5 separate regions of the Mus musculus genome follow, and all the other regions are linked to region 5. A link is a loop called in an ENCODE intact Hi-C map of the cell type or tissue named here. Cell type or tissue: heart. All regions are shown on one strand. Links, peaks and the distances in the headings refer to the core of each region. The heading gives the core; the rest is flanking DNA.

What was found. A loop is a pair of places that touch in the nucleus more often than their neighbours do. Peaks named below come from ENCODE experiments on the same cell type or tissue, not always from the same donor. Only the 100,000 strongest peaks of a DNase experiment are listed, where the experiment ranks them.
Region 1: it touches region 5 in a loop (1.9-fold over the local background); 2 of 42 quality-filtered maps call a loop at or near these places.
Region 2: a loop joins it to region 5, with 2.2 times the contacts of the local background. A loop is called at or near these places in 3 of 42 quality-filtered maps.
Region 3: it touches region 5 in a loop (2.2-fold over the local background); 3 of 42 quality-filtered maps call a loop at or near these places.
Region 4: a loop joins it to region 5, with 5 times the contacts of the local background. A loop is called at or near these places in 5 of 42 quality-filtered maps.

What each region holds. Positions count from the first base shown.
Region 1 is chr17:9,974,787-9,980,673 of GRCm38, forward strand. No RefSeq gene overlaps it. Among named protein-coding and RNA genes, the nearest start is that of Gm34799, 71 kb to the left of the region's middle. In heart, for the core only: no CTCF peak of the experiment used is centred there; no DNase peak of the experiment used is centred there; H3K4me3 peaks cover 921 bases; H3K27ac peaks cover 3,415 bases.
Region 2 is chr17:10,035,862-10,041,748 of GRCm38, forward strand. No RefSeq gene overlaps it. Among named protein-coding and RNA genes, the nearest start is that of Gm34972, 110 kb to the right of the region's middle. In heart, for the core only: a CTCF peak has its summit at 2,917; DNase peaks (open chromatin) are centred at 2,330 and 4,750; H3K27ac peaks cover 1,007 bases.
Region 3 is chr17:10,193,475-10,199,361 of GRCm38, forward strand. No RefSeq gene overlaps it. Among named protein-coding and RNA genes, the nearest start is that of Gm34972, 50 kb to the left of the region's middle. In heart, for the core only: a CTCF peak has its summit at 2,828 (motif pointing right); no DNase peak of the experiment used is centred there.
Region 4 is chr17:10,077,510-10,083,396 of GRCm38, forward strand. No RefSeq gene overlaps it. Among named protein-coding and RNA genes, the nearest start is that of Gm34972, 66 kb to the right of the region's middle. In heart, for the core only: no CTCF peak of the experiment used is centred there; a DNase peak (open chromatin) is centred at 2,572.
Region 5 is chr17:9,890,712-9,896,598 of GRCm38, forward strand. The region is part of intron 1 of Gm34799 (a long non-coding RNA gene); the gene reads right to left. Among named protein-coding and RNA genes, the nearest start is that of Gm34799, 13 kb to the right of the region's middle. In heart, for the core only: CTCF peaks have their summits at 3,409 (motif pointing right) and 4,714; DNase peaks (open chromatin) are centred at 4,320 and 4,750; H3K4me3 peaks cover 246 bases; H3K27ac peaks cover 2,434 bases.

The DNA of each region.
Region 1 (5,887 bases), core at 1,021-5,020, 84 kb after region 5:
TTTTCTGAAACAGCCTTACACGACTTTACTCAATATATGAGAAACCTGAAGCACTCATGGAGAGAGTGCCCAAGTCATTTCCTTAGAGCCCTACAGGTACCTGTAATGGATTTGAACTCAAGCCTACCCAACTTAGGATCTGGGGATAACTGGATACAGAGACATCACCACAAACCATCCCAGGACTCACAGAGAGGAATTTCCTTGGAACCAAACTCCGACCTCATTAAAACAAAAATGTTGACAGCTGTATCAAGTATGGCCAAGGGTGAATATTCCCTAAGCATATGTTCATATGCCAAGTTTTACTTGGACTTTATTTTCTGTGGAGTAAAGCTTCTGTAATTTTATATAACATTAAGTAAATTCTGGGCATTGATTGCTGACAAGACTAGAACATATATTGACAACCTATTAATGAACCAGGAATAGCCCAATTTACCAACTTTTAACAATGGTCCCCACTAGCCAACTCTCCTCCCCAGTCCCAGGTCCAGACAGTTTATCCCACCTGTTGCTCCTGGCAATAGACCTAGATTTACCACCATCTCAACCAGACAGGGATGGGTCAAGTCAACACATTGCTGCTCATTTCAAGGACCATGTTGGCCTCAGCCTCTGATGAGGGAGTCAGTAAAGCCCTGTGTTCAGTAATCACAACAATGATCAAGGACAGTTCAAGGTGACCAACCAGGACAGTCCCTGACATGGGGCTGTCAATGATCAGACAGGACAGGTGTCGCTGGCTCACCCAGACTAGAGATCACTTTGTATAAAGAGGCACAGTAGAAAAAATGCATTCTTTTAAAGGGTTACATCTTCTCTTGAATTTGTTTAAAACTCTCCCAGCTTCCTGGAGTTTCTTAGGTCTAGACTCTAATCCCTTTTTGGGACACAGGATGACCTAAATAGCCAAATGTACAGACAGCTCTCAGCTCTGCAAGTAAATACGGCAAAATACAGGGTAATTAAAGCTGATCTCTTAGTGCCTTAGAGAAAGCTTTCCTCTCCTACCTCAAAACACACATGCGTGTTGTTTTTCAGGGATGCTAACAGTTGACTCGCCCAGTTTTATCACACGGAGCCAATGAAAAATCACATGCTGTGGGCAAGTCCACTGTTTTTAAGCAGAGATCCTTCTAGGATGCTTGGCTAAACTTGAAAAGAGTTGTGCTGAACGTGTAATTACAGGGGGTGACTTCACTTTATTAAAACGTCTTTGCTCATCAGGGAAGGAGTTGAGTCACGGGGCAGTGAGTGAGCTTTTCGGAAGGTCATGCCCAGGATGCCGTTGGTGATACTGGGATGGCGTCTGGGAAAGACACTCCATTACACACAGGCGCACAGAGCCCCATGGAGTTCTCTCTGTGAGCTAGCCTGAACACCGCTCCAAAGAGTCCAGAGCTGACGAGACTACTTGGGCGCTAAAAATAGATCCCCATAGCTGCGAGAGACACTCGGTTGCTCTGGCCCCCGGATGTACAGCATGTTGGCAGCTAAAAGTGTGGTTGCTCGGTGGGAAATGGGTGTTCTAGTAAGAATTCTAGCCACAGATACCGTTACAAGCTGGACTACTCCCAAGTTGTTAAGTACCCCCCAAAGTCAAAGATCTTTATGGTTCTTTTTGAGGGTCACATCTTCCCAGGGAGACTCCCAGTCTTGGACTAAGTTCTGTAATGTTTCCCCACCCTACCAAGCCCAACTTAAATGCCAACCGAGCTAGGGAGAAGCGCCTCTTTGTTTGTTTCTAACACTGGGTCCTGAGTTGTTTTCTATTTTAAAGAGCCTTAGCACGGAGATCAAAGAAACAGACCTTCCTTGTTTAAAATCTATAAATAGACAGTAGATAAAATCTGATTGTATTACATCCTTTAAAAAGCAAGACTGGGCAGGCGAAATGGTTCAGATAACAAGGTGCTAGTATAAAAGTACGAGGACCTGGGTTCGGTTCCTAGAAGCCATTGAAAATAAAGTTAGGCAATGTGGCACATGCTTGTCATCTCAGTGCTGAAGAGGTGGAGGTAGACACCTGGGTATCGATGGCCTGCCAACTCCCCGCTGGTAAGGTCCAGGCCAGTGGGACCCTATCTCAAAGTATGCCTGGGGAATGATAACCAATGTTGTCCTCTGTCCCTCAGCCTTGAGCATGCATCCTCCCCACACACACCCAATGAAACCCTCAAGGTCATCCTGAAGAATTGATGCTCTCGTAGGCTCATGTTGTGATATTGTGAACAGTCAGCTGACCACCTTCCACCAGCTCCTAGCCACACCCATCCAGAAGCCAGAACCCAAACAGTATCTAAGCACCTGGCATTGTGAAACAAATTCTTAAAATGGCCACAAACATGCGCACTCGGTCATGGGACCAATGGAGTAGTATCACTCAGGAACTTGTAGACAGCAGGAGCAAACCCAACCCAGTCACACACATGTGTCATCACGAGATGCTTCAGGCTGCAGAGGAAGGCTATGAGGCTGAGGGTCAGCCTTACATATCAGTACACAGGGCTTGTTGAAATCCCAGGCACAGGGAAGAATTTATCTTGATCCAGAAGAGAAAAAAAAAAAAAAAAGACAGCACAAAGCAGGCTTATTCTGACTTCTGTCCATGAAGCCAAAGCAGTGTCACCTTTTGATTATGGCAGCAACTGCCAAACTTGATGTCCATCTCATGCTTTTGTTTTGACAAAACACTCTTAATGTACACTATCTTTATTGCCTGGTGACCACCGCACCAGTGGAAGCCAATGAGCAGTTACAGGGGCCTGTGTTATCTGCTTCTGGGTTTCTGTCTCTCACTTGTCAGTGCTCTGTCTCTGTTCCCCAGACTGGCTCTTCCACTTTGCATTTCTGCCAACACCTGATCCTGGCTTTATCAGTTCTTAGCCACTGAGCCAGTGTTCCCCTGATAAGAAAACTCAGAGAGAAGAGAAGCTAGGAATTCTTTGGGACGTATTTATTTACATTTCCTGCCTTTTAGACAATTTAAATTCAAACATCTGTCCTGTCTTCCTCCCTGAAGTTTAACCTCGAGAAGAAATTATTTCAGCAAAGAAAAAAAATGCATGAGCCCTTAGTTTTGAGGACTCCTTCCCCCATTACCCACTAAGTTAACTTCACAGACCCTCCACCTCTGCCTGTGCATTTCTTATCAATGCCCCCAATTGCTTGCAAATTTCGGGAAAGCAGCCGGTACCGAATGTAAGATCCGGACCTCTCACTCTTACAGCTGCTGATTCGGCCACATTCACAGGTTAGTGTTTGCTAGAAGAAAGGGCTAGAAAGCTCCTGTAGTCGTCGTAAATACCTATTCTCCAGCCGCACAAGCCTGACGCGGAGTGTCATTTCCTCCACCACATGGAGAAACATTAGTCTTTCCTTAAAAGGGGAGAGCTACACTTTTGATGCAAACTTTGCCCCACTCTGAATGATATGTGTGCCTTTTATGTTTATTAAACTGCTATCCAGCAGAAAAAAAAAGCAGCCTAATATTTTGACATGAAGGTCATTTGAAAGTTTTACTGCTTGCAAGGCTGATCCATTTTGTTGACAAAAAGCTCTCTCAGGGATCCCTGAGGTATCCCCGCCTTCCTGACTCTCCCAGAGTCTGACATTTCTTTCCCCCTCTCTCTTCACCTCTTCCCACCCATTAAATAGGTCCCAATGAATGACTAATTGCCACCTCATTAAGGTTGTCCCAATGAATGATGCTATGGCATTCGGAAAGGATTTGAGATAAACACCCAAATATCCATGATACTATAGTGAGGCTTCGTTTGAGAGGGGAGGAAGAAATGGAGATGCTACAAGCTCCGCCTATTCAGCAGCAGGAGCTGGGGTACCAGAATAAGGCACAGCACACACTTCAAAAACTGCAAAGGGTTCCACTAACATAGGCTCTTGGGGTGCAGACCTTCAAAGGTGCCTTGTTTTGCTGACATGGAAACCATAACAGAAGTGACACATGGTTCACCAGGGTGTCCCAGTGTGCCCGAGAAGGATAACAGGGAAGAAAGGGACTCCAGTCATAGGCACCCAACAAAGGACTCGAATGGAGCAAAACCGGGGAGGAAGTGAAGTCTCTACAGAGAGCCAACCCCCACCAGAGGACAGGAGCGACAGCAGCACAGCCCGGCCTTCATCTCTACAAAACACACAGCATTGCTTATTTTATCATTTGAACACTTCGAAAACAGAACAGGAATGGCGGCTGGTTTCCTTCCACTTTAAGGACACAGAAATCATTGCGTCCCTGAGAACAAAGATGGCCTTTCACGCTCTGCTCGTCCCGGCATAACATTAGCAATAACAGAACAGCACAGACAGTAGCCCTGAGGTAAATCAGACCTCACAGCCACCACCAAAAACAAAAACAAAAATAAAAACAAAAACAAAAACAAAAAGCAAATTACCAGAGAGCAAAGTGCAGCAGCACCCTCTAAAATGTCACCTGTACTTTAAAGGGCTCCGTCTTTATTTCTTTATTTATTGCCTGCATTCAGGATCCTGTTGCCAATATTGATCATGGGGTGTTATTTTCTCATTTCAGTAACAGCCCGGCACCTGATTCTACTTATAGCGTCTCCAGAAAGAAACATCAACCTAATAAATGAAATCACATGACAAGATCTGGCTTTATTTATTGTTTATTTATTTATTGTCTCATAATTACACTGAAGTTGCTTTTCTTTCTATAGCCACCCCAAATGCCATGGGATGAAGCTATGAATGCAGGGGCCCCTTCAGCTTCTAGTGAGAGACAATTACCCAGAGCTAAAAGCACAGAACTAAGTAATTATCATATTTGGCCAGGAATTCTCTGCAGCTAAAGAGAAGTGAGGTGCTGAACATCGCTCTGTGGATGGCAGGAACTTATTACCATTTGTTAAGTCACGTGTCTCTGAAACATCTCAGCAAAAACCGACATTATACAAAAAGCCACACTTGATGTCTCTCTGTAAGGTCCATCTGGAGGGACCCACTGTCACAGCACATGGGAGCCAGTGTGAATGCCCACAACATTTAGCCAGCATGGGCAATTCTTACATTTTAATTTAGTTACTGGTGGGGGAGACATGTGGCAATGTGGAGGAGGTCAGAGGACAGTTGTCCAGAGCTGCTTCTCTCTTGCAAGCCCCAGGGATTGAACCCAGGTTGTCACACTCACTCAGCAAGCGACTTCACTCGCTGAGCAGGTCCCTCATCGTGTCTCTGAAAGAGAAGCGGGATTGACTCTAATTGGGGCTAATGTCCAGGAGACTCACATTCGTTAACAGCCTTGTCATTCACCTGACACACGCCAGGCAGAGTGTTTCTGTAGCACAGGTTAGCTCCTGGTTCTTCCCATTCACTCTTGTGACAGTCTAAGCCATGTAAGAATTTATAGACAGGTGATAAAAGACTCATCTATCATCTATCTATTATCTATCTATCTATCTATCTATCTATCTATCTATCTATCTATCTATTGTCCATCCATTTACCATCTACCCACAATCTATCATCTATCTACCATCTATCTATCTATCTATCATCTATCTACCATTTATCTACCATCTATCTATCATCTATCATGTATCTATCTATCAATCATGTATCTGTCTGTCTGTCTGTCTGTCTGTCTACATAGAGTCTTATGCATCTCAGTCTGGCCTGGAACTCTCCATGTAACTAAGGATGACCGTGAACATCTGGTCCCCCTGCCTCTACCTTCCAAGTGTGTAACCACAGGCAGGCACCAGCAGGTCTGATTTTTGCCATGCTGGGAAATGTAACTGGAATTTCATACACTCTAAGCAAATACTCAAGTGACTGATATCCCAGTCCAGCAAACATATTTGAGATGCAGGAAAGAGGTATATGAACGCTGGGTCTAGAAAAGGCG
Region 2 (5,887 bases), core at 1,147-5,146, 150 kb after region 5:
ATGGGGGAGAAAAGTGTGGGATTTATTAAAACTGACACTGTAATAGTCCCAATGCCACCCTTACCCCCTTGTGCTTTAGAGGCCGCCTTGCTAATTCTGGTTAGAATAAAGGGATAACACACAAGGTCTTCACACTCAGAATGACTTAGGTCAGAGGGTTCCACTTCCTGATTCACCTGTGCACTCATAAATTCTGTGGTACGCGTTGCCTCTCATTCCAACCTTAGAGCAGTAGCTCTCAATCTGCGGAGCAAGATCTCTTTGGGGACTGAATGACCCTTTCATGGGGTTACCTAAGACCATTGGAAAACACAAATTTATATTACAATCCATAACAGCAAAATCACGGTGTTGAAATAGCAGTGAAGATAATTTTATGGTTGGGGGTCAGCACAACATGAGGAACTGTGTTAAAGGGTTGCAGTATTAGGAAGGTTGAGATGCACAGCTCTAGAGGAAATGGAGTACTTTGGCATCTTCCTTATAGAGAAAAGATGTGACTGGGGGAGAGTCTTTTCTGCCTTCTCATTGGTCTATGTGTCTCCAAGGACCACTTAACACTTCCCAATGAGATGTGTCTAATACTATCCGGAGGGGCCCATAGCTCTGGGGCATGACAGATGATGGTTGTCAACCCAATCTCCATAGGTTCTATCTTGTGAGCAATATGCAGGAAGCATCATTCCTATTTTACAAAGACCATCTCCTGGAAAAGAATTAAAGGAAAAAATAACAGAGAGATAAGAGAGAATTCTCATCCAGTTATTAGTAAGGACCCAGTGTTAAAGCCCAATAGCAAATACTTATACTACTTGGCTTTTTTTTTTCTTTTGAGGCATAGGTCTCACTATGTAGTCCTGGCTGGACTTAAACTCATGGAGTTCTGCCTGCATCTGCCTCTCGAGTTCAGCTATTATAAAGCTCTTGGTTGTGTGGAAGAACCATTGCTCTCCAAGGGAGGAGAAAAAGCAGAGTACATTTCACTCACATAGGCCAAGAACATCCTGTGTGCCTTGGAAGATTGCTGGACACTAGTTACCCAGCATCTTCCTTTAAAGATGTTATACTCAAGAGTTGAAGTGGGGCTGGTTAAGACTGCTCTTCCAGAGGCCATGAGTTCAATTCCCAGCAACCACATGGTGACTTACAACCATTTATAATGGGACCCAATGCCCTCTTCTGGTGTGTCTGAAGACAACTACAGTATACTCATACATACATTAAATAAATAAATCTTTTTTTAAAAAAAAAAAGAGTTGAAGTGGTTGATAAACAAAGATTCAGCTGAAGTTTCGATGTGAGCCATAAAAATTACTGGACCAGAATGAAAACTGATGCACAGTGGAACCAATTCTAGAAGCTTGAGAACCCAGAAGAGAGCAAGCAAACACAGCTTGGCCAGTACATCACCATTCTAGACCATTTTCAAAGCTGCCTTTCAGAGCTCTGGGACTCAGGCATGTTAACGACCCAGCACTGTGAACTCCTGGGAATAAAGTCTATTCAGTCTACATCACCGTGTGCTAACATTTCATTAGCACTCAGATGCATTAATGAGGCAGAGAAGTGGATATGTGCAAATGTGTGAGTTTACAATCTATTTTAGGTTTGGAAATTTACTATCAGTGTAGAGAGCATCAAAGCTGAAACCTGGGCATTCCCGAAACCAACTACGGGTGGGAACTGCACTTGTCCAGTGGGCCTCAAGGTGGGTGTTTCCATGTAGTACATGTTTCCAACTGCACACACATGGATCTGCAGTTGCTCCAAAATTTCTCCCCAAAGTCACATATTTTTCTCAGGGACAAATCAGGGACTCTGTTTTGACCTTTTGGCCCAGTGCCTCAGCCCTGTGCTCCTTTTTTGTTGTTCGGAGTATCACAGTGGCTATTATCACAGGGATGAAGAACAGAAAGACAGCCCATTGAGGCTTTATTCTTTGCCCTTCCATTTAAACAGGGAAGGAAAAGACGAATGGAGGGAAGAGGTGGGTCTGTACTTCTCTGAGAGGATTATGCATGTGCTTTTGTCTCTGTCCGGATTCTTGAGTCCGTGTGTGACTACTGCTGTCTGGTAAAGTATCTTTGCAGCTGTGCTTTTCTGGACAAGACATGGCAAGGCAAAATGGGCCCCAGGTTGTCCTGAGCTGGCCCATGTTAGTCCCTTGAACAGCTGCCTGTGAACACACCTGCTAGAAATAAACCTCAATCGCTTTCACCGACGCTCCCTGGACAGGACTTGAAGGCAGGATTGTCGTCTCTGCTGTTGCCCGGTTTCTCATTCTCCTCCCCTAGGAGTGCCCATTCGTCCTGGCCTGACTCATTTAAAATCCAGCCTGACCGACTGAAGGGAAAGACTTCGGAACTCCTTGAACTCCTAAACAATTCAGCCCACCCTTCCTGAGCCATGAGGATGTTTGTAAAAACCCAAACAGCCCGGGGAGGTGTCAGGAAGTGAACCAAAGATAGCATGCTGTTTATAGGCCAGAAACAGTACTGAGATTTCAGTCCGGTTTGGTTGTTTAGATTGTAAAGAGAATGCAGACCCTCCCAGGGAAAGACTGATAGTCTGCAGGCGATCACCCAGAGAAACTACCTCCATAATGTCTGGCCAGCCTTGAGCCTCAATGGAGCTCAGAGGGAGACAAATGATAGAAAGGATGGCAGAAATAATTGTTTATTGAGTTCAGAGTAAGAAGAAAATGAGGAAACTTCAGAAGACACTTCACAGACCCTCTTAAATTCAGGACCAGCCCAGTGCTTTGCCTACTGAGACACTGCAGAGAGGTCAAGTGTGGGAATGCTACAGAACTTCCATTGCCCAAAACAATTTAAAATAAGACAAACACGCAAACAAACAACATCCTCTCCTGTGAGATTCAATCCTGGCAGCATTTGCCACATGTGAGGGACAGAGGGAGCTAAGCACTAATCCCAGAATGACCAAGCTCCTTTAATGAAACATTCATAACTCGGAAGAAACAGTGGCGTTGTATGGATGTTGCTATGCTCTGGGTCTGAAATGACTCCCAAAGGCCCACGTAGTATAGGTGTGATCTCCAGCAAAAGCAATTTAAGGGAGAAAGGGTTGGTTTGGGGTTACGGTTCTAGAAGATACAGTCTTGTGGCAGGAAGCAATGTCAGCAAGAGCTTAGGGGAACTATATACAGTGCTTACAGAGTAAGAAGGCAGAGGGAGACAAGTGCTGCTCAACTCACTGTTCTTTTCCATCCAGTCCAAGTCCCCAGTGTTAGCATTCTATTCAAACTCCACCCCACAGTTACCTGGTAACAACAGGCAGGCCTGACCCACTCTAAAAGAAGTTGCTTGACCCCTTCTCCCCCTCTTGCTCTCTTGATCACTTGCTTCTCTCCTGCTCTTGCTCTTCCCTTCCCCATTCCCTTCCCTTCCCCCTCTCTCCATGTGCTCGTGGCCATGGCTGGCCTCTACTTCTCTTCTCTCTCTACTTTTCTTTCTTCTCTCTCTCTCTCTCTCCTCCCCCCTCCCTCTCTCTCTCTGCCTTTCTCTGCCTCTACTACCCTCCTAACTCCCCCTCCTTCACCATGCTCTAAATAAACTCTATTCTATACTATACTGTCTTGTGGCTGGTCCTGGGGGGTGGGGGGATGCCTCTACATAGGTCCCCTGAGACATCCCCTTCCCTCATACCTCACCACACCTCCATAGAACATATCCCCCTACCTCTTTATCTTTTTATAAACACATCACCCAGCACGTGGAATATTTCCCACCACAGGTAATATGACAACCAATACCAACCACCCTAGGAGTGTGTGCTCTCTTGACAGAGATTAGAGAACTCTGGTCTCTTGCTTTTCTCCAGTTCAAGCCCTAGCCATGAGGTAAACAGCTTTGCTCTGTCATGGGCTCCCACCAGGATGAGCCACTGCAGTAGTAAAGCCACAAGAACCCACTGGTCATGACTAGAACATCCTAAGGGAAAGCCCAAAAGAAGAAGAAAAACCTTTTCTCTTTGTAAGTTGATTATCACTGGTCCTTGTTACAGTAACAGACAACTGACAAACACGAAGTATTGGTTCCCACAGATTTCTGAGCTGAGGGATATCTTAAAGGATGTTAAAGGACTGAACTCCGGGGCTTTCTAAACAGTGAGTGTTGGAGACACATCAAAAGTTCGGTCTGTGCTTATGCCAACTCTTAAGAACTAAGATGTCAGAGGAAGAGCTCAGGGTTTCTCATGAAAACAGCAAGGAAAGATGTAACAGAGGAAGATCTACCAGGTGTCAAGTACAAACGGGCAGAGCTTGGAGCCCACTGTTGAGCCCTGAAAAAAGCTAGATTAAATCTTAAGTCACAAAAGGTGATTACTGTTTTAAAAATCTTTACTCTTTATCAAACTTACTTTTTAAAATCATTCCAAAAACCTTAAAATTAATAAATTTTAAAATCTCATAGTTAGATTAACTTGGCTGTCATCCTATAAAAGGAAAAAGATTACATAGCAAAACCAAAGATTGTTTTCCCCACAGAATTAAATAACTACAAAAATTCCCTTGAAGGCCCTTTGTCCTAAGCAGTTCAGTTGGAATCTCTGGGGGCAGGAGGAGCCAGCTGTCTAGCCAGTCTTGGGGTTACGGTCCCTGCCTCAGAGAAGAAACTGGTCCCTTTCGTTCTCACCAGTGTTCATGAGTAGAACATTGGATGTTCCAAATCTGCCTTCATCCCAGCTGCCTCACCACATTACCAGAGTGTGCTGGGCTCTAAGACTGCAGCTATCCCCATGACGGTGAGATGATCAGATAAGGAGGCAGAATAACACCGTTAGCCACACTGCAGCCTGCATTCTGGTCCTGCTGACAGAGCAATCAAGGAAGCATGGCCCTTGGTCCTGGCCCTGACCATCCCACCTGGGAACTGCTTTTCATAATAATTTGAGCCGCTGGCCTTCAAGATTTTTTGTTCTTAAGGAGAAAACTATGAAGTGTGAAGATCGTTCCCGAATAGCCCAGAGCACTGAGAACAAATGCTTTCTGGGCATGAAATCTCCTGAGGATCCTTCCTTTCTAGATGCCAAATAGGTTCTTATAAAGGTAATGGTCAGACTCTCTGCGGACATACTGAGGTCACAGCCCTTTGTAAACATGACTTCCTCAAATGACGCTTGGAGAGCAACTTCCAGCCTGCTTCCTCATCTTTAAGTTGAGCTCAAAGGGTAGTGCAGATTCTATTTATAGCATTTTCTAGTTTCCTCTCAAGTCATACTAATGATGGCCAAGCTTTTAAAATAAAGGCATATCTCAAGTTCAACTTCCTGAGATGACTTCACAAGCCAGTAATTTAGCATCCACTCATCGTTAAGTCATAACCAGACAGCTGTTTGTGAGACTCACTTTCTACAGCTTCCTAAGGCGGCACACAGGGCCCTCATTTCCAACCCCCCAGGATGTGACTCTCTGTTGACACTGAAGTTCCTGCACTTCTGAAGAGCCTTCTGTGTCAGGAAAAGTGCACTTCCTTAGACTCAACAACGCTCAGGCATTAGTGAGATGGCACAGTCCATATTGACTTTGCAGTTGCTATAGGCTAAATTTTGTGCACTGGGATCCCCAACCCCCAGTAGCTCAGAATCAAACTATTTGGAGAAAGAAGCTTAAAGAGATGGTCAAGTTAAAATTGAGGTCTTAGGTTCAGACCCCAACTGAATCTGACTTGAGTTATTCCTTGAAGTCTAGAGTATAGAGAGCTAAAGACCCCAGACACTTGCGCATAAAGCCATGTGAAATGGCAACGAGCCGGTAGCCTCCTGAAAGCCAGGCGTCCTAAAGGGAAAGAAAGGTCTCTTCCAGCCAGAACCTTGAGCTTAGGATTTCAGTTTTTAGAATTGTGGGGAATCTTATTTTCATCTG
Region 3 (5,887 bases), core at 822-4,821, 300 kb after region 5:
CCATTCCTCTGAGAATCTGAGGGCTCCTCCCTATCTCCCTATTCATAACTTCTAGATTATTGGGATTTCTCTTCTCTCTTCCATCACATAAAATGTGCATGGGCCTCTCTGTTCTCTCATTGCCTGAGGGACACAAGGTACCAACCATCTGACCATATCCTTGGCAATTAAAACAGAAAAATGATTCTCCCCTTATAATGCAGTGCACACTGAATGTTTGACGAGAACATGGGAAATCTGGCTCCTAATAATTTCTTAAATATTGTTCTCTACATATATGCTCTGTATAACTTAGGAAGTATTCTTCAGAAAGAAACAAAATTCTTTTCATGCTCTTTGTTGCTGAAAGTTTACCTCCCCAACATGCTGAATTTTTTTTTTAATTAAAAAAAAAAAACTTGTTCTATAAGAATTGCTTACATTTAAATGCTGGGGATGTATATGTCCCAACCCCGCTAAAGTCACCCAGTTATATTTGGTTTTGTAAGTTTTTTTAAAGGCTCATTTTAGTCTTTTGCACATTCCATCTTTCTAGTTTACTCATGAAAAAAATGAAGCAGTGTTTTCTTACTTCTTTCCAGTTTTTAATAAGACTAAAGAGATGGCAGGAGGTGTGTGTGTGTGTGTGTGTGTGTGTGTGTGTGTGTGTTGGGGAGAAGCAGCTGCACAGGTCTTGCAGACAATGACATGAGTCCAGTTTCTAGCACCAACATCAGGCAGCCCACAACCACCTACCATCTCATTCCCAGGGGATCTGACGCCCTCTTCTGGACTCTTGGGGCACTTGTACTCATGTGCATAAACCAACACACAGATACACATACACACAACAGATATACACAACACACAGATACAACCACACAATACATATCACACAACAGATACACACAACACATTAACACACAGATACACCATACAATACGTATCACACACCAGATACACACAACACACAGATATAACCACACAATACACATTAAAAATAAAAGACTGTAAACTTTTTAAAATTAAAAGGAAAGATGTAAAAGAACACTTGGAAGTGGATCCAAATGTCAAGTTCATATCTGTCCTGTTAGTAGCATTGTGGTTCTTCTGTTAGCATGCTGTATGTGTGCAGTACTGGGGTTTGAACCTAATACCTCGGGCATGCTAGGCAAGCTGCCAACTATTGGCCTATATCCCTAGCCCGTGTCACTATTCCCTTCCCCCTTTACCTTTTAATTTTGCAGTAAGTCTAGCTGTTTCCCAGATTGCCCTTAAACTCATGCTGGTGCCCAGGCTGGCCTCAAACTTGACTCTTCCTATCTCAGCCTCCAATCAGTTGGTATCCAGGCCTATGCTACCAGGCCTGACTTCTGTGGTCTTCTTTGTTAGGATGATATAAAGATGTGTAGGAAATGTGTGGATGTACCATCTATACACTCTTCAAAAACAGCCTTAAATAAACATAAGGGAGAGTTATGACAGCCCATTTCCCGGGGTGTAAAATTTTTTGTCCACAGCCACCAGATTGCCTTGTCTCCAGGAGCCCCCGTGGTTCACCTCCATTCCATACTTTCTTGTTAACTGGAAACTTTGTATATCTAAAAGTATTCCTTAATTTTGATCCATCCCTTTGTTATTTGTTTTTTCAACAAGAGAACATTCCGGTCACCTGAAGTCTGATAAGTTGTATCACTTCAGTGGGTACTTGAGGGTTGTGTTGTGATATTCTTGTAATAAAACTTACTGGAAAGTTGGGGATATTTTCACCATTTAGATATGACGATCATAGTATCTGTAATGGGATGAAAATGGCAAAGTGGATGTGTGCTATAGTCCTCATGTACGCACACACGTGAAGGGACTACTTAGCTCTCTGAAGGATGAGACACGCTAGACAGGGATTTGGAGACTTGAGTTCATCAAACACTCAATGCCCATGGAAATCAAAGGAAACCATACAGAAAACTTGATTTATAACTAGGAATGAAAATAGATGTGTGGATGAAGACACGTGTCTGGTGTCATGGGCCAACCCCAGGAAGGGCACAGATATGGGTTGTACCATGTTCAATGTGTAGCTCTGTGCTTACACAGGGGATGAGAGTTGGGCTAGCAGAGCCCTGTCCCTTACAGCAGCAGAACCTGCACCTCAGCCTCATTCTGCACACAATGGACAGGCCAGGTTGTTCCTGAGGCTCCTCAGGAATTCTGACCTAAACCACCACCGTGACCTGAATAGATTAAAAGAAACAAGTTAAAAGAAATGATGACAGCTCAAATCCAACCAGACCGGGCATTTGCACATACCTAGGATAGCGTCAGGCTACTGACCTCTGAGCAATACTTGGGAGGCTTGACCCAACAAGCAACAAAGTAACTTCCTGGAAGACAATTGAGTATCAATCAACTTTATCGATGGCCTGAGCACCTTGAGAACACTAAGCGCTATGGGAACATGAAGCACGGTAGGAGCATTGCGCACCAGTGGGAAGCACTGAGCACTCACTGTAGTAGCATCAAACACTTTGGAAGCACTAATCCCTGTGGAGGATTAGCCTGGAGGCATCTGGGAATCTGGGGTTGTAGGGTATCTTGCATGCCCATGCAGGGGTCCACTCCTCAAGAGGCCTCAATGAAAATACTTTCTCCTCAGGTGTGAGAAGAAAGAAAATGTGCCATTCTTTTCTCTCTCTCTCTCTCTCTCTCTCTCTCTCTCTCTCTCTCTCTCTCTCTCTCCCTCCCTCCCTCCCTTTGATTGATTTATTATGTATACAGTATCCTGACTGCATTTATGTCTGCAAGCCAGGAGAGGGCACCAGACCTCATTACAGATGGTTGTGAGTTGCCATGTGGTTGCTGGGAATTGAACTCAGGATCTCTGGAAGAACACAGTGCTCTTAACCTCTGAGCCATCTCTCCAGCCCAAAAATGTGCCATTCTTAAAAGTGTTTATAAATTAAAAAAAGAAAAAGAAAAAGGGAAAAAGAAAAGTACCTCATACTCTAATCTGGCTCCTGGTTTCCAAAAGTTTGAATCTCAAGAAAAGAACATACAAATAGATCCCAAGTCCAACTGCAGAGCCTGCCTCTCCAAGGACTCTTCTTGGTATTGTTTGTTGTGCTAAGCTGTCTGTTTCATCTCTAAAGGACTTCTGCATTGAACACGATTCTTTCCTTTAACTGACAATAGGCAGAAGTCAGGCTTAGAGATCAGAGATCCTGTGAATCAGTTCAGAAGGGAAGATTCCAAGGCTCAGCTGCAAGAGCAGGTCCCAGGCGCTGCCCTGTGGAGGCAGCACTTTTGAGGACTCGCAGGGACATGGATCCCCATCCACATACTTACCACTTTCTGTTCATATTAAGGTGACTGAGATTCAAAGTGTAAGAAAACCAGTGCAGATGCAGAATGGGTCCTTAGTAACGCTGCTTCCTGTGCATTGTGAGAAGATAACCAGCTTACCATTTGACTCAATATGCTGCCACTTTCCCTGTCTCCCATAGTTCTCTTAAAAATTTCTCCTTTCAGCAGTGCCCACACCCTAACCCTAGACTCCTGCCTGCTACCTTACAGGACTAAATAGACTTTGCAGCTAGGATTCCTTCAGGTGTTTTGCATTGAGAGATTATTTGACAGCATCTAATGGGCTTAATATCATTACCAGGGTCTTAATAGGAGGGAAGTAGGAGGGTCAGAGTCAGAGAGAATAAAACAAGAAAACACCAAGCCTTGTATTGTCCTTACCGGCTCTAAAGCTCATCTCTAGAGCTCAGGCTAGAGGGCTTTCTGCTGGCCCGTTTGTTAAAACACTTTCATCTGTTGGCTGGAAGCAATTTCTTTAATCACTCCTTTCAGCTCCTCTTTCATTTTCAGACCTAGCCAAAGAACGTACATTTGGTTTTGGAGTGTTTGCCTGTTTGAGGTTCCTGGGTGGCTTCAGAATCAAGCTGGGTCCATCTGTTCTTGAAGTTTATGGCATGACCAAGACTGAAGGAGGTCATGTCACTTAACAATACTTAAAGGTTTACAATTTTTATTTATGTATGTGAGGATGGGTTTCTGTGCATTTGGCAGATGCCTTTTATACCCCAGTGTCAGATCCCTTGGAACTGGAGTTATGGGCATTTGTGAGTGAGCCATCTCGATGTAGGTGCTGAGAACTGACTCTGAGTCCTCCAGAAAAGCAGTAAAGACTGAACCTTTGAGCCATGTCTCTATCCCTCCCATATTTTAGTTTTATTTTTGTTGGTGTATATATGAGTGCAGGTGCCTAGGGCATTCAGAAGATGGTGTCAGGTCCCCTGGAGCTGGAGTCACAGGCAGCTAGCTGTGAGCCACCTGACTCAGGTGCTAAACTTGGGCACTCTTGGGCTAAGCAGTGAGCACTCATAACCATTGAGAAATCTCCAGTCCTTCTAATCATTTCTATTCAGAGCCCAGGAGGCCTTCTATAATGAACTGCAAGGCTCTATTCTTGCAAGTTTCCTAACCTACTCAGAGAAATACACACTTCCAACATTTGTCTAACTGTGCAAGTATACTACGGACAATTCAGGAATGTAAGAGATGATAAGTAAAATATCTCACACCAGCCACTTCACCTCCTTTTTCATCTTCTCCAGCCACCCAGCTAGGAAGATTCAATCTACTCATTCTCTCGGTTTTTGCCTTCCCAGGACTCCAGCCCTAGTTTCAATCTCCTAGCTTCCCTTCAACGTGATTCTCTGAATTCTTCAAAAGCCTTATGCAACACTCCAAGGAGTGTTTGTGGTTTTTTAGAGATGCTCAAAGGGGCTAGACTCCTGGCCAAGCAACACAACAGTTCGGTCATAGGTGTTATCCTGCTCCGTGCATTATCATCCCCTGAACCAAGTGCATGGTGCTTTCAAAGACTCAAGCTAGCTTCTAAGCTCTGCATCTTGGTCTATTCTATTGTGGAAACAATGACGCAACTTGTGTACTACAATAGCAAATGAATAGCAGATGTGACTATTCATTCTCCATGTTTGCTCAAAACAATGGGAAGGCTAACTCAGCAAGCCCCCCTCAATCACTGTGTGTATTCCCAAGGAGGGAGTCTCTTTCAGTTTGCATACAAAACTGACCATAGAAAGGAGCATACCTATCAGTTCCCTGGTAAGCCAAGAATATGTTCTTATGGACAAAAAGATAGTGAGGTCTTTTATCTCTAGGGATCCAGAAAACATGCTGTGAAGATCTGAGGCTCCTTCACTATCATCTGCTTATTGTGTTTTACTTGGGTTCCATTAGGTTTTACAAACAACTTTCAGATGTTACTGAAGAAGGGTGTAACAGAGTGTACAGAGGCCATACCCACAGAACCTATGCATGTAAGCAGAGTACTTGGCTATGGACATGGCTCTGCACATTCAAAATGCTTTTCTGCAAATGTTCTTGGCTCTTGGTGGGAGGCCAAAAACACCAGGCTAGTATCTGGAGAGTGTCCCCCTGGTGACTGCTCAAATACGTAGCATACATACTTGAATATTATCAGAAGAGTAATCCAACAGAAGAAATGTCTGGTAAGGTGTCTGACTGTAGTCATGGGGTGATGCCTAGATTTTACATGTTTCCTTTTGAACTATCGTTTCATGCACATTATTTTAAAACATTTTCTCATACATACACGTGAATGTTCTAACTAATCACATGGTAGTAACTTCTAAAGCAATCACAACTTTATATGTGGGAGTTTTGCTAGATTTTACTTGAAAGCTTCAGTGGGTTGCAGAATAACAGAAAACAGTTACTTGACCCATGGGATGTGCCTTGGAACCCCTTTAAATGCATGCATGTCTTAGGAAGGCATGTTTAATCCTTTTACAATAGAAATGAAAGGAAATTATTTCCTTCCTCCTATATGACTCCACTTTAACTACAGGTCTTC
Region 4 (5,887 bases), core at 947-4,946, 190 kb after region 5:
TAATATCAAATAAAATTAACTCTCAACCAAAAGTTATCAAAAATAAATAAATAAATAAATAAATAAGGAAGGACACCATACTGATCAAAAGAAAAATCTACCAAGATGAACTCTCAATTCTGAACATCTATGCTCCAAATACAAGGGCACCCACATTCATAAAAGAACTTTACTAATGCTCAAGGCACACATCACACCCCACACAATAATAGTGGGATACCTCGAGACCCCACTCTCATCAATGGACAGATCCTGGAAACAGAAACTAAAGAGACACAGTGCAGCTAACAGAAGTCATGAACCAAATGGATCTAACAGATATTTATAGAACGTTTCATCCTAAAACAAAAGAATATACCTTCTTCTCAGCACCTCACAGTACCTTCTCCAAAATTTACCCTATAATTGGTCACAAAACAGGCCTCAACAAATACAAGAAGACTGAAATAATCCCATGCACCCTATCAGATCACCACAGACTAAGGCTGGTCTTAAATACCAACAAAAACAACAGAAAGCACACATACACATGGAAGCTGAGCAATGCTCTACTCAATGATAACTTGGTCAAGGAAGAAATAAAGAAAGAAATTAAAGGTTTATTAGAATTTAATGAAAATGAAGACATATCATACCAAACTTTATGGGACACAATGAAAGCAGTGCTAGGAGAAAGACTCATAGCTCTAAGTGCCTCCCAAAAGAAACTGAAGAGAGCTTACACTAGCAACTTGACAGCACACCTGAAAGCTCTAGAACAAAAAGAAGCAAATATACCCCAGAGGAGTAGAGGGCAGGAAATAATTAAACCAAATAGAAACAAAAAGAACTATACAAAGAATCAACAAAACCAGGAGCGGTTCTTTGAGAAAATCAACAAGATAGATAAACCCTTAACCAGACTAACCAGAGGGCACAGAGACAGTATCCAAGTTAATAAAATCAGAAATGAAAAGTGAGACATAACAATGAAGTATATCTTTAACTATTCTGTTTATTGAATAACAACAGTTGAAAATATTAAAATCATGTTCTACAAAAAAAAAAAAAAATCCTCTCTTAAGTCTCGGGTCCAACACAATTTTTTCACCAGCAGCCATTCAGTCTCCATTTTCCACAAAGTATTGAAATGTAAATCTCTTTGTGTAACAGCAAAGGATATGTTTTCTAAACTCAAGTTCTGCCCCTCACCCTGGGGAGAACCGCATAGGTCAAAGGCAAAGAAGATAAACAGCCATTAACAATGAGAATGGAAGGCGGGGTCTTTAAGTGAAGTTCTGAATAGATGAAACCAGATGGTTTGTTAGTTTTTTGTTGTTGTTTATTTTCAAAGAAAAATGTCTCCAAATTTTATCAAATGACTAACTTCTTATCACATAGTTAATTTTCAAAGTGTACCTAAAGAGCTTTGTAATAGAAAATTAGACCATTTTGAAACAGGATAGCCTCTGCTCTAGAGCTGTGTGCTATATAACCAGGGCTGGCTGTGTCTACACCAGCTCATTTCGTGCCACTCTGTGTCTGTCTGCTTTGTATGCAAATTCTTCTGGGAAGATCAGAGTCCTGCCGGGAATCTCTCTGATTTGGCCAGATATCCTCCAGTGCTAGTGTTAACTCTCAAACCCTGGGACAAATGTGAGATTCCTATTTAACATATCAAAGCTGAGCTGGCCGCCAGGATCTCCCAGCATCCTTCAGTCCCTACCTTGCGCCCTCTTATGCACCCCACCCCCACCTGACCCTGTAACTTTTCCAGCTGCTACATCTGGTCCCTGTCCCCTGCCTCCACTCTTCACATGGATCAGAGTGATGTCCTCTCTGGACTCTCCCAGATATCTCTGTGCTCCCTGCTCCCTTTTATCTACATACCGAGTAGCTGTCATGTCCTTTCCTTCCCCCCCCCACCCCCCCGTTCAGCATAGACATTTGATATCTTGAAATATTTGGCACCAGATAGCCCACCTTTCTCAGAAACACTCTCCTTTACAAAGCCAGCACAGTTACCAAGCACAACCTATAGGCAGGCCCATTTACATTCCTCTCGGTCAGCTGTTAAAATAGGGTAGTTTCTTTTGTTAATGTTTGGATGGATATAGGTCTTCCAAATGTGTGGAGGGAGTAGCTGAGGCAGATGGATGAAAAAGTGAAACAAAAGGAGGACATGACCACCTCCTTAAGTGTGGAGGAAATTTTGCTGTAGATGGAAGTCAGAAAGCCTGAAGAGCAAAGAGCCTAGGCTGGATGTGGCCCGCAGACTAACCTACCCCGAAAGGAGCCGGGGAGGCAGAGAAGCGCTGACCATAAGAAGGTCCTGGTGCCAAGAGATGGACATGGCCTCAATGGCTGAGTTATATGGGGAAGGGCAGCGGAAGCCCTGTCCCTTGGAAGGAGAGGCTTGAGGGTGTGGTCTGGGTGAGAAGTGGTGGGAGGAGCCACAGGTACTGAGTGTTTTGGGAACAGCTGGCCTCCATCAGCTTTGATATGTTAATAGGCACCTCAGCCATTTGTGGGTGACCTAACAGCAAGGTCAGAGGCTGAGACTATCTAGTACAAGTGTCCTCCCTCAACCACATTACCTCATCTGTTTGCCCAAATGGAAGCAAGCCAAGGAAGGATTAAAATACAACTACTAGCAAGTCATCAGCTTGCTCAGCCTCCTGCTCTCCAGTCCACGGGCACTCAAGTGTTCCTGTCATAGTGAGCTGTGCTGACCCCGGAGTCTACAGGGAGAGGACACGAAGCCTGGAATGACCCCTGTGAGCTGCCTGCGCGTAGACCCTGCAACTTCTCATCAGGACTGAGCGTGCAGCATGAGCAGAAGTAGTCCAGAGCCAAAGCTCAAAACACTGCTGCCAGAGTGAAGATCCACCGGTTCACAACACCCTCCAGGAGAAGATGCCAACTATTTTCCTGCAATTACACTGTTGCCACCCACCCTCTGTGTCAGCTGAATAAACGAATGAGCCCAATGGGCCGGAACCACAAACCAGATGCAAGCTAGGGCCAGTCCCCAGTCCCCACCCCCACCCCGTCCCCCACCCCCAGAGGGAAAGGACGAAGAACTAGGTTGAACACAGCGCCATTTTGGTTGGGTCTGGGAAGAAAACCCCTCTAAGAAAAACGAAGAAGGAACAACGCAGTGCTGGACATTCCCTCACTCCCATTAATTAGTAGCCCTCATGGCAGGACCCATTAATTTAACTTTTGGATGTCTGGAGCCCAGCCAAGATCTGCTCCCTCCATATGCTTAGCAAAGTGCAGAGCGATAACTCTGAGTACTGCTGACAGGCGCCATGATGGCACAGAGCATAGTCTTAGTGGCATCAATTTCTCCAAATTATCACTTGATTTTGAGGACCCCCCCCCACCCGCTCTGTATGCACTGCATTTGTAGCAGGTCTTGGCCTTCCAGGAGGTTCCAGGGCTTGATGCCCACCCTCAGTAATTGTTTTCCTTGGTCTGCTTTGCTCTCAACTAGCCAGAGTGCTACCCATCATGTCTCTCAAGTTCAGGCTGTCAAAGGAAGAAGCCAAACATCTCAGTCATGGTGCTTCCTGGGCTCTGTTTATTCTAGCCAGTGAGCAGGTCTGAGGAGATTTAGTGATAGTCGGGAAGCTGTGGGTTCTTGTAGGGTACTCACCAGTGAGAGGATGTGGTTAGATGACCTTGTGAATCCCCACCCGGCTCCCACATACCCACCCCACACTCATGTGCCTCTTTACATACAGAGAAAGAAGCATATCCATGCATACATACACACGCATACACACAGGCACACATGTATATACATAAACATAAGTAGGCACACACATACACATGAAGACACATGCATGCTAACTCATATACTCATAAATTCTCATATATACACAAGCACACATGTATCTTCATAGTCATTCATTCACACATATGTCTAAGCACACAATCACTCACACGTGTGCACCTCTGGACACATATATACACACATACATGCATGTAAATACATATGTATACACATATACAGGAACTCATGTATATACATAAACATGTATGCATATTAGCATACATAGAAGAATTTAAGTATACACATATATACAGGCTCGTGTGTACAGATACATGCATATATGTATGCACACAGGCAGGCACATACACAGATATGCACACATACTTTAGTTCTGCATTCCAAATTCTCACAGCGTTCCAATTCAGATTGATCCTAGCCTGTCCCTTGGCTGGCCTTGTTCAGCTCAACGGCAGAAGCACCCAGGCCCAAGCAAGCCCTGTGTTTACTGCCCATCAATTAATCAGGCTTGACTCGAACTCTTTCCAGCACGGCAGCTCCTTCCTCATAAAGTTTAAAATGTGTTGAATAAATGAATTGATCTAGTTACACACAGCCTGGCAAGTCACTGAACCACGCTGTGCTTCAGTTTCTCCATCTGCAAATGAGAAGAGCCCCAGCTGTCTCACGGGACCGAGGCGGGGATCATGGGAACGTGGCCGGCCAGTATTCACAAATATTTGTCCCTGCAGTTAAACTCATGGGTGGCTATTGACGCCTCACTATTGATAAGGTCTTTATTGACAGTGGTCCTGCCAGATGCTACAAGATGCAGAAGCCACAAAGGCAGAGGGGTCAGACATTGCCACCTAAGAAGCTCTTTGTCATGGCAACGGTGTGTATCGCTGCGTGTGACAGACCGATCCCAGAGCCCCTACTTCAGCAGAGGGGCTCACCTGATCCATGTGCACTTCTGAGAGCTCCCATGCTTTGCTTTATTGTGAATTTATGTGGCATGGGGCACAAGATTCCATGCATCAGAATAGGGAAAGAAGAGTGCCTATGTATGCCTCCTCCATAAATTCTGCACGATCGCTGTTCTCCTGGAGCTCAGTTCCAACAGCACACCTGCCCCCAACCCCGGGATGCCACTGCCTCTGCTCTCCCATACCTGCTGCCAAGATTCACCACATGTGACTCCACCCCCTTTCAGAAGTAGCAACTGTAAGAGGATGTGGAAATAAGACCAGGGAAAACCGCATAAGCACAAGGATAGAACTTACCCTGTCCCCAGAAAATGGTTGACATGTGGACATGACTAAATTTGAATCTTACAAAACTTAACAAGGCTCCTGAAGAAAACAGTCACAAAATGATAAGTAGGAAGTCAGGCATGAATGTGAGTCTCACTTACAATGAATGAGTAACAGCACACCACTAGAGACTTAGAGCCCCTCTTACGGGTCCTCCTGATCAGCCATTCATCTCATAGAAAGGCTTCCAGGCAAAGGCCAGATCCTCTATGCAGAACCCAGGCCAGCCCCAGTAACCCTACAGCCACTGGGTGTACACAGCTTCTTCTTCATCTCGCTGCAAAGTGTACAGTGTCTCCAGAACTAGGACATGGCTCTCCCTACCTGTCCATGCACCTGTTGAAGAAAGAGCAGGTGAAACTCACCTAAACAGATTTTGTTGGACTGAAAAAGACCAAGAATAAAGCCCCAGGCCCCTTCTAATTGTTGAGAAGCTGGAGGGATAACACTGCATCCCTGTTTGGCATCCATTCTGATCAGCACAGCGGTACTTCAGTAACACCCTCTGTCAGGGCAGTAGAGAACACCCTGGGAGTCTGTCATATGCGCCTCTGCTCTGCCCTCTATGTTGGTCACCTTCTGCCACATTCCCCTCCTCTCAGTGTACAGGCTATATCCTGTAAGGACCACTCCTCCTCCCTCTGCCTATACCTACAATCTGCAGAACTCTCATTGGACAACAGATGTGCCCCTCATTGGCCAGTGAGTCTCATCCTTGTACCTAATCTTCCAGGCCAGCCTATAACAGCAGACCATGGAGTCAGCCCAGTCATGTTGATCATAGTCATGATTGCCAATCCGTCACAGAATTCAGTCT
Region 5 (5,887 bases), core at 1,048-5,047:
CAAAGAACTAACGTCAATCTTCCATCCTCTAAGTCCACTGAGACCAGAGTCATGGACGGATGTTGGTGTGAACACAGGGCCCATTTCCTACATCCCAGCACTGAACATGGGCTGTGAGGGAAGGGGAGAGTTGGGTACCCAGGCCTCTTGTGTGTCTCTGTCAGCAGCCCCTCCCCTCTCCAAGCAGGAAGGGAAAACTGATAATGTGTATGATCCATGATTTTCAGACAAAATGTGGGACAGGTAGAACCGACTGGTGGGGAGCTAGAAAGAATCTGCCATAATCTACAACATAAATTAAGGATAAGGCAGCAATTGCTGCCTGAGGATGTTGAGTCTCTAGGACCACTGTCTCTACCTGCCACAAGCCCTCTGCTCTACCGCACCCTTGAGGCCTGACCCACAGAAAACTGTCTAGGGAATAGAAGGCAAGAGAAAGAGAGGAAACAAACCCAGTGTCCACCTCCCCAATTGTAGCCGAGGGATGCATACAAGTTGGGGTGAAGGCTTCTTGATATCTAAATCAGAATGCTTCCCGTTCCTCTAAGGTAGTCAGCAGAGTACCACAGTCTGAGTGGAGAGAAAGGAGTAGCAAGCCAAGGTCAACTGATAAAGCAAAGTCATAGAGTGGGGGTTGGGGATAGACAAAGAGACAGAGAGACACATGCACAGAGAGACAGAGTCGGACACACAGAGACATTGAGAACACTCCATTTAGCAGTGGGCACCAGCAGAGAATGTGTGACTGGGTCTGACTGCACAGGAGTCTCAAGCCATGTGGATTTTCTTTTTGACATTGCATGAAGCTGAGAAATTTCATTATTATAAAGGCTGTCAGTGAGGTCTCTTACTTGCATGTGGGGCTGTAACTCCAGTCAAAATAATACTGGTTTTTCATTTGGGAAGTGCTTATAAAACCTAGGAAGAATGCAGTTTGCTGAAAGAGGGGAGCCTGTCCTCCATTGATGGGAGACAGAAATGTGAGGGAGAGGTCCTGGGAGACCATGTGTTCCCGAAGGAGGGGACACAATAATTAATGGGAGGAGCCCAGTCAGGGACAGCATAGAAGTAGGAGTTTATTAGAGCCATTGAGGGAACTTCAGGAAGACCCGCTAGAGCAGTGGTTCTCATCCTGTGGATCTCGCCCCCTTGGAGGCCGAGTAGCCCTTTCATAGGGGTCACCCAAGACCACCAGAAAACACAGATATTTATGTTACAATCCATAACAGTAGCAAAATCACAGTTATAAAGTAGAAACGAAAATAATTTTATGGTTGGGGTCACCACAGCACAAGGAGCTGTATTAAAGGGCCACAACATTAGGAAGTTTGAGAACCACTACTCTAGAAGGTTCCAAATGGTTTCCCAGGGGAAGTCTCACAAATGTGCTAAGGTGAGACTTTTCACCTTTCTGGTTAGAGTAAAGAGAACTGGGTGTGCTGGAGACAAAACATATTTGCCTTTTGCAGGGACCCTTACGAGTTCAGGGCAGTTTTTCTGGTCCAGGTGAGACAGAATTCAGGCAGCCAGAGTCAGAAGAAAAAGTTAGAGTGCCCAGTGAGGCTGTACACTTTAACAGCGGGGCTCACACACTGTTGCCACGGTAACAGAGTTTGTATGAGCTCAGTACCTGGAAGAGGTGAGGAGAAAGGAATTCTAGCCGGAACTCCGTTAAACCGCACCGGAGAGCCTGGTGGTCACAACTGCCGAGGGAATAGTAAGTGGAACTCTGGTCAGTGTTTGTCATGCAAAAAAACTTTACAGAAAGTTGTTTTGTTTTCAGAATGGGGTGTGCTTCCAGTATGGGAGAAACAAGCATCTAATACGTCTAACGTTTGTAGATTTGCTCTCATCCATATTTGCGTATCACACTGTCCTACAGGGACCACAGGCAGAAAGCATGCACATTGACTGGGGAGACTGAAAAATCGGGACAGACTTCAGAGGAGGCTTGTCTGGGAGTTCTGCTGGGAGTCTCTGTCCTTCTCCTGTCCTGTGGTGCGCTGGAGGACCTCCCTGGATCCAGCGTCAGCAGAGAGGTGTTGCTCCTGCGTCTCAGTGACTACGGCAGTGAGGAGATGGGGGTTTGAGAAGTAAGTTGTATCTTCTGAGTGAAGCCTTATGCTTCCTAAAGGCCAGAATCCTTATGGAATGAAGGAGTAAGGGAGGCCACCCTGTGGGCTCTGAGTGACCTTAATAGTGCTGACCCTAACCATGCTTCACAGAATTAAACAATAGAGAATGCCAGCTGTGTGGTTCCCGCAAGAACAAAAGCTGGGGACACACTCATTGAACCGTGCCCGCTGAGGGACAATCTTGGACTCTCTCTTCTAAAAGCTACTAGAGAACAGGTCAATTCTTGCTTTCTGAACTAACATCTAGGTCATACATCGAAGCATCTTCATTGATACAGGAAGTAGAAAGCCACAATAGAGAAATGGCCAGACTGGGTCAGGCAAGGGAGCTTAGAGACTAAAATACAATCTGAGCAGTCAAAGCTGTGCGAATATTTCAAACAGAAACCAAGCAGAAATAGCACCTTCCCGTGACATTTCCCGTGCCTTCTAGGGAGAATCTCCCCGTTATTGTTATCAAGCTTGCAAAGTGATTATGTGCCTAGCCATAGCCCCCGAGGAAGAAGACATTTTAAGTAGGAAGCCATCAGGATCGTGAACACAGTGGTGCCTTCTTGACTTTCTCGGAGGAGCTGGGCCCCACAGCTGGGTGACAGTGCCCTCCTATACACAGAATAAGGACTTGGTTCCCCGTGAGCTCAAAACATGGACAATTCTTAAGCCATGTTTACCAAAACTTCACGTTGCTAAAGAATGTGCTGGGGCACTAAGGAGAAATGATCTTCATAAAACCCGGATGGCTCCAAATCTGATGTAAAGTATCAAGAAAGCAAGAACACACAAAAAGTAAACAAAAAAAAACACCAACAGGTAATTTTAAAAAAGAATACTGGAAAAAGATAAAAGTCCACAGCCAAACAAATTGAGAGAAAAGTGTTAGTTGAAAATGGTTTCACTTGGCCAACCCTGAGAAGCTCAAATACGTTAAAAAGCTACACTTCATTATACTGGATCCACCATTTCTAGCATTTACCTATAAGAAAACCCTTTTATTCAAGACTACTATCAACATAAAGAATAATTTCCTAGGAATCACTAATGAACCAAATGAAGGATGATCGGTTTAAATGGACCTATGTTTTTCTTTCTCAGAAAGCTTTCAAAAGGAAGGGATATGTTTTTGAACCAACAATCCAGATTATATTGATTTGTACCGTCCACTGAAGCCAGCCACACACTTTTTACGACATTGGTTGTGCTTGCTGCCTGCTGAACTCCAGTCTTTGGGAGGGGTCTTTGGCTCCAGCGCGAAGGCAAGCCCCCAACACTTCCAGCAGGGGGCTCTGTCCCCCAGCACAGACTATGAAATGCTAGAAGACAGTTCAAGGTTAAGATGGCTACACAAATAACAAGCCAGTCACATAGCCTGGCCACTAGGACAGTGCAGCATAAATGTGTGGTCATGGTTCAGGAATGTTACCATGAGGATAATCTGTGACAAAATCTTATTATTAGGTCTTATCCTGTGCGCTATTTTATATCTAACCAAGCGAATCCAAAGGGGTGGGTGTGGTAATACACAAGGAAGCAAAGAGTATTTTTTATGAAATAACATCAAAAGATAGGCCTCACATTAAAAATACTGAGAGATTTAATGATTTTCCTAAATGGTTGATAACTCACAAGTGCCAGTTTTCCATTAAAGAAACTAATGTAGGAAAGAGAAAACGTGAGAGTAAAGTTAGAGGTAAATGGAAATGAATTAGTTCTCCTGAGATGACAGACTGAACTTTGCGAAACCGATTTCTACAATTAGGGTGATGGTGGTGGTTGGAGGAAGCTGTATTCTGGTAGACATGTGATCTAGATGACTTTTTCCTCAAATACTTTTATCTTCACCCCCCCACTCTTTCTCCCCTGCAAAATCAAAAGCCCTTTACTTACAGTTTGAATTGTAACTAAATAAAAATATTTGGTTCAGAGTTTGGGAGGCACCACTCTGAGCAAGAATGATTAGAAAGAAAGTAAGTAGCCATGCCAGCCCAAAGCTGCAAAGTAGAAAGTTCACACAGGCCGCTTCTCGTTCTTGCTTTATTTCAGAGGATGATAGCTTCTAGAAGGGGCTCACATCCCCACTGGGAGAGAGACTGCCACCAGACAGGTGCAAGTGGCTAATGAATGATGACATTTGCAAGAGAGTGGAACAACTTATTCCCTTCCCAGCCCTAAGAGGCTTTACGTGTAATGCACAAAACACAGGCGCGAGACGCAAGTCATGAGGGGAGGCTGTCAGGCGGGTGCCATTCCTCTATTGAAACACCATAACTCTGTCTATAAATAAAACAAATAGTCTACGCTCAAGTTTCCAGTTGATCCTGTGCTGAAGATTCTAAGAATGTGAATCGCTTTGTCCACACTAAATATCAACATTACGTGAAGATGCCATTGTCTCTTTCTTGGGTTGTATTTGTACTGACTTTTCATATTCTCGGAGTGAGCCCTGGGTGCTTGCCATGAACTACTAGCAGAGGTCAAGGGTGGAGAGAACACTGTGTAATGTAAGTACTCAGTCTCCTACAAGGGCAACATTCACTGGGGCTCATTCTCAGCCCCGCCTCTTCCCTGGGAATGTGATTTCAACAGAGGCCAGGAGAGGAACGTTCACTCCCGCAGGCATACCTCGCCCAAGCAAGGCCACATGGGAGCTATTTCTAGCAGCTAATTACGAGGCACTCAAATAACAACACTGGATAAAGGGGAGAGATAGCCACAGAGCTCATGTGAAGAGCATGCTTGCCACTTGCCAGTCCCTAGCTGGGCAAACCCAGCTTGGAGGTAGGGGTGCAGTAGAGGGAACGCGACCAAGCATAAGTCTTTCAAGTTTACAGCACCGTGGTAGTAACTGTGGGCTCAAAGCAAGCAACTGTTCCGCACAGTCAGTCCAGCTCACACATTGCAAATAGAAAGTGCTCTAAATATCAGCCCAACAGACATGCTGGCAAAATTTGAGGGCACACTTCAGGTGACTACATGTAGGACCCACCATTCCTGGCTCCGAGGTGGCAGAGTGACACAGCTCAAGGCTTCAGGGTGCGGAGCTACTGTGTCACGTGGGCAAATGGTTCTTGGAATCAGGTCCATACGCAGCTCAGAGAAGCCCAGAGGGGCCTAGGATGGGCAGATCCAAGCGACTAGACAGGTTTACACACTCCAGGTCCAGGGCACTTTGTTAAAACACAAAATAACGTGACTAAGTAAGGATTGTGCACTCAGTCTTGCTTGAACTCTGTCTCTCAGCATGAATTAGGATTTGTTTAAACATGTGGCTAAAGGCATTTGGGGGTTGTTAACCTCCTCCACGAGCAAAGTAATTGTGCATTTAAATTTTAAGACTCTTAAAAATAACCAGCCTGGTCTACAAAGTGAGTTCCAGGACAGCCAGGGCTATACAGAGAAACCCTCTCTCGAAAACCAAAAAATAAAAATAAAATTCCTGGGAACACTCTGCAAGAGTGTAGGGGTGTGACCATGAATTTTAGCTGTTTAACATAACTGAGACTTGTGTGCTCAGTGACATTTCGAAACCCACCCCATATTTTTACTCTTTCTTAGGCCTTGGAGTTTTGTTTGTGACTTCATTCTCCCCACCTCCGACCCCACTCCCCACCCCACTACTTCCTTTATTCTTATGGCTTTATCATTTCTGGCTCAGAACCTTCACAGTGAACACCTGGGACACACAGCAAAAGAAGTCTCTGGATCAAGAAAGGAAGGACAGAAGGGACAGGAAGAGGCCCCAGGGCCTTCTTTAT